Linked DNA regions of Homo sapiens: region 1 is linked to region 2. Evidence: chromatin loops called from intact Hi-C (ENCODE). Cell type or tissue: endothelial cell of umbilical vein. All regions are shown on one strand.

Region 1 (2,500 bases), 53 kb after region 2:
AGGGTTCAGCTCCTAGTTTTGACCTCCCTGCTCTCAAACCTTCCCACTAGGAACTTCACCCTCACTTGAATTCCAACTGTATTCTCTCTGGATCATTTTTTCTGGCCCTTTGTCATTTTTTTAAAATCTCTTCTAGATTATTAAAGGTCTCACTTAACCTCCGTCTCCCGGGCTCAAGCTATTCTCATGTCTCAGCCTCCTGAGTAGCTGGGACTACAGGCATGTGCCACCACGTCCTGCTAATTTTTTTTATTTCTAGTAGAGATGGGGTTTTGCCATGTTGCCCAGGCTGGTCTCGAACCCTGGGATCAAATGATCCACCTGCCTTGGCCTCCCACAGTGCTGGGATTACAGGCCTGAGCCACCATGCCTGGCCTAAAGGGCTCACTTCTAACAGGTTTCTCTTTCTAGGTAAAGAGAATATTAAAAAGTATATTTTTCAGACTCCCTATAAGACCCAGTTAAACACCCAAATTGTTCTTGACCAGTAGTAACCACTTAATGCATAAGTAGCCACAGCGACTATTGGGTCCCAGCTCAGTTTATAAATTCCCTAAACTTCCAGCTCAGCAAAAGAGCTTTTTCTCAGCATGCATTTATACAAGCCAACGTCTGTGGTGAACTCCAAGCATTCTCTTCCAAGCAGTCTAGTTATGTCAGATGTGGGAGGGGTGTCATTGGAGTAAGAAACTGCGAAGAGGGAAAGCCAAGAGACTTGTGTCAAGCTGTTTTTTTACTCTCTTCTTCCTGTGTCCCTTGATCTCAGCAGGGCTCCCCGACCCTGTCCTTTTGATGTCTTGCTATCCCACTGGGAGGTAAAGAGCCTGTCCAGTTCCTCCAGGACTAGGGTTTGGAGCACTGACTTTGGTACTTCCTGACATCTACACTTATCCCCTCTGGTGGTTTTAAAGCCTGTTCACAAATTCCTTGACATCCATCCCTTCAAAAAGTGAAGCCTAATTCCCTCCCTCCTAAGTGTGGGCAAGACTTAATGACTTGCATCTAGTTTATAAAATATGGTGGCAGGAAGAGTGTGTAAACAGGTGGTAAAAGACATCAAGGCTTCCTCTTTGCTCTTTTGGATCATTCACCACGAGGAAGTCAGCTACTATGTCATGAGGGCACACGGCAAAGAACTGAGGTTTCCTACCAAAAACTAGCACTAACTGGCCAACCACAGGAGTGAGCCATTTCAGATAGGATCCTCCAGCACCAGTCAAATCTTCAGATGCCTATGACTCCAGCTAATATCAGGATGGGAACCTCATGAGAGGCTGAGCCAGAAATACCCAGATAAGCCGCTCCCAGATTCCTGACCCACAGAAACAGTGTGACATAATAAATACTTGTTTTAGGCCACTGAGACTGGGATAACCTGTACAGCAATAGATAACTAGTACAGCACTGTTCCCCTTTCTCCATTCTGTCACTTAGAATTGAGTCCATGACGCTCATCCCTAGGGATGAGCTCCTTCAAGGCCAGTCTTAATCAGTATTTCTCTACCCTGCTCCCTTCCACCCCACACCCCATGCTTTCCCCCTCCTGCCTCAAGGTTTCACATACAGCAGGCATTCCACAAATGTTTATTCAAGAAATACCTCCAGTTCCAGCCTTTCCTGTGGCTCATTCACAACCCAGAAAAATGTACCAAAAAGCTGAGTTGATCCTCGAATGCTTACAGAACTTAAGACAGTGCATGGTAATTTGTAACCTGTCTCCTGATTATGAAGAGTTTATTATTAATACAGGATCTGGATTTGGAGCATTAAATTTGGCTGACACTTTCATCTGTCTGTGCTAATCTAATGCTAAGTCATAGCTTCAATGCCTTTATCTCCATGGTCCTCACTTCAGATAATCAGTCATTTACTTTATCAGTCACTTACTGCACATTAGAAGTGCTGAAAATTCTATTTTACACCAGAGCAATGGTCCTTCAAACTTTGTATCTTTAAACTTTCCCCTTTGATTGTTTTGCCCTCTTACCTACTTTCCTTCTGAATTCACCTTCCTGCCTCCTCCCATAGACCCATATTAGTGCTAAATATAACCGCAGGGAAACAAAACACGCTAGGATCTCATCATAGCTGATACAATGACTTTAAAGTAGCTTCCTCTCCTGAAATACATCTTATGAGCACTATTTTTTTTTTTTTTTTTTTTTTTTTTTTTTTGAGACAGAGTCTCACTCTGTCACCCAGGCTGGAGTGCAGTGGCGCGATCTCGGCTCACTGCAAGCTCCGCCTCCCGGATTCACGCCATTCTCCTGCCTCAGCCTCCCAAATAGCTGGGACTACAGGTGCCTGCCACCACACCTGGCTATTTTTTTTTTTTCTGTATTTTTAGTAGAAACGGGGTTTCACCGTGTTAGCCAGGATGGTCTTGACTTATGAGTACATTTATCCAGCAAAGAAAGCAAATGTTCTTTTGGAATTTGCTTATGATGCCCAAAAACCAGTGTTAGGAGCAAAATGCATTGCCTTTTCATGGGCATCACAG
Region 2 (2,500 bases):
GAAAATGTTGATGGGGCACCAGCACAGGATGCAAATCAGACCCTTCATAATTAGAGTAACCTAGCTCTTGACATAATACCTTCAAAATTACTCATATTCATTCTAACAAATGTTTAACCTTATTTTTGCTCCAGATAAACATGAGTTAAATGTGTACTCCACTTGAAGAAAAACAGTATCAAGCCCCTTCCTGACTTACCATATAATTCAATTTGGCAGAAATCACTTCTGACTCACAAAACAATAACTTTGAGGCAGTTTTCCAGTTGCACTCTAAATTATTTCATTTACAAAGAATCAGTCTTATATGCAATTTATAACACACAAATGCCTACCTACTTCTATTCAGGAATACATCTGCAGCCTGATGAAGGAAGATTCCAGAAGGTGAAAAATTGAGAGCTTGAAAATTCAGTTTCTCTTTTAGACTTTCTCTACAGTAGGCTCACTATCACATTCTCTTCTCGCAAAAGGAAACTGCTTTTTAATAATTTTATTTTCTTTTTCCCATTTTTCAAAAAATCTAGTATGCCAGAACTTAATGAGTTCTAACTGGAAAAGACTCCTTGGGCCTTTCAACAAATACAAGATTGTTCCAAACAGAAATCTAACTATTAAACAAGGAGCTGAAGTCATTTCAGAAACAAGCAGGTGGTGTCCATTCAGCTTCAGGTATACTGATCCCAGGGCCAACCAAAGATGTCAAAAATGACCAGCTTAAATTTTAGCCCTACTCGAACAGGAGCTACATCAACGTGCACCTGAACTCCGGGGAATCCATAGACTAAAACAGCCAGCGTTAGCCATCTGGGTGGTTGTGAGGTACCCATCCCCTCTTTATGGAGTGCCAACTGAGAAGGAGAGGTTCTAGACATAACCTCAGACGTTTCCTGTGGAGACCAACAGAAATACCCAGATGTAGGAGAGGAAATACACAAAGCCAAGGAGTGGGGTTTGAGGTATTTGTTCCAGCTTAAGGAAACGACGGTTTTGCCTTCCTTTACTCACTGCACAGAGCTCTAGAGTTTTGCAAACCTCTTTATCCCTCTTCCCCTGAGACGAGTGCTCTCCACACGAAGCACATGAATGTGAGGGGGAATTGGTCGGCGTGTAAGAGACACGTTAGAAATGCTTTCCTAGTTTTCATTCGGGATGACACTGGCGCCCTCGCGTGGTACGTAAGTCAATCCTCCGCGTGCATGGGATGCTGGTGCTCTTCCATGCCTGTTAGTTTTGGTATATGGCAACCCATTGCAGGGGACCTGTGCCCCTAACTGGTGATTATACTACTAAATTTTAAATTAAAATTATTCCTCACATAGTAGACAACAGGTTAAAAAAATTTCTGCAAAGAAACTACAGATAGAAAACATGAGCAAATAAGAACATGTCAGAGCTGGCACTTGATATTCCCAGGAATGACAATCCAGTCATATCTGACAATCATCATCATCATATCTAGCCAAAATACTCTGAAACGCTCAAGGGGAGAGTTGAAATATGGAATTATACTCGCTATTGTTAATGATGAATTTTGCCTTGAGATATTAGCTAATGATAGCAGGAAGTCTTTGCTCTTAGCAAGACAGTAAATGAGTTACTGTGTGAAAAACACTTAAATCAATGCCTGGCATACAATTAACACTGTATCACTGTTAGCTGTTGTTATTTTAAAACGTTGCCTTTTCATCTTTATTGCCCTTAAATTATTAAAACATTTAAAAATTTTAAATGTATCTTTATAGTTTTAAAATAATTATATACTTTATGGATACACAGTAGTAGGTTATATATCAATAAATGATCAATAAATGAACAAACACATTGGGGGTGCATTTTTTTTCTAAGAGACAAGGTCTTGCTCTGTCACCCAAGCTGGAGTGCAGTGGCATGATCATAGTTCACTGCAGCCTCAGTCTCCTGGGTTCAAGCCATCCTCCCACCTCAGCCTCCTGAGTAGATGGGACCATGAGTGCACCACCACACCAGGCTTTATTTTTTATTTTTATTTTTGTAGAGATGAGTTCTCCTTATTTTGCCCAAGCTAGTCTGGAACTCCTGGCCTCAAGCTATCCTCCCACGTTGGCCGCCCCAAGAAGCTAGGACTACAGGCATGTGCCACCACACCTGGCTAATTTTTAAATTTTTTGTAGAGAGGGTCTTGCTATGTTGCCCAGGCTGGGTCTCAAACTCCTGGCCTCAAGTGACCCTCCTGCCTTGGTCTCCCAATGCTGTGAAATTACAGGCATGAGCCACCACACCCTGCCAAAAAAATTGTTTTTAACTTACGATTTGGAGACTGTTAATTTAGAAATAGTTGTCTGAAGGGAAAAAGTGGTATCCTCCTGGTAGCATTCACAAGTCCTTAGCTTATTTAATATTATTCTTCCCTTTGCCACCCTAACTATTCAGGTATTTATACAACCGGTGGAGGGGCCATATCAACAGCAGGAAAGGCCTATCACAAATGTAGAAATCCCACTTTGAGTGACATCTCATC

The links. Hi-C counts contacts between places; a loop is a spot of excess contacts. Peaks named below come from ENCODE experiments on the same cell type or tissue, not always from the same donor. Only the 100,000 strongest peaks of a DNase experiment are listed, where the experiment ranks them.
Region 1: a loop joins it to region 2, with 2.5 times the contacts of the local background. A loop is called at or near these places in 3 of 110 quality-filtered maps.

Annotation. Positions count from the first base shown.
Region 1 is chr12:62,865,421-62,867,920 of GRCh38, forward strand. The region is part of intron 1 of PPM1H (protein phosphatase, Mg2+/Mn2+ dependent 1H); the gene reads right to left. The region is part of intron 2 of LOC105369795 (a long non-coding RNA gene); the gene reads left to right. Among named protein-coding and RNA genes, the nearest start is that of PPM1H, 68 kb to the right of the region's middle. RefSeq lists an enhancer at 350-1,179. In endothelial cell of umbilical vein, no CTCF peak of the experiment used is centred here; a DNase peak (open chromatin) is centred at 1,551; H3K27ac peaks cover 1,523 bases.
Region 2 is chr12:62,812,251-62,814,750 of GRCh38, forward strand. The region is part of intron 2 of PPM1H (protein phosphatase, Mg2+/Mn2+ dependent 1H); the gene reads right to left. Among named protein-coding and RNA genes, the nearest start is that of PPM1H, 120 kb to the right of the region's middle. In endothelial cell of umbilical vein, a CTCF peak has its summit at 1,179 (motif pointing left); a DNase peak (open chromatin) is centred at 1,131.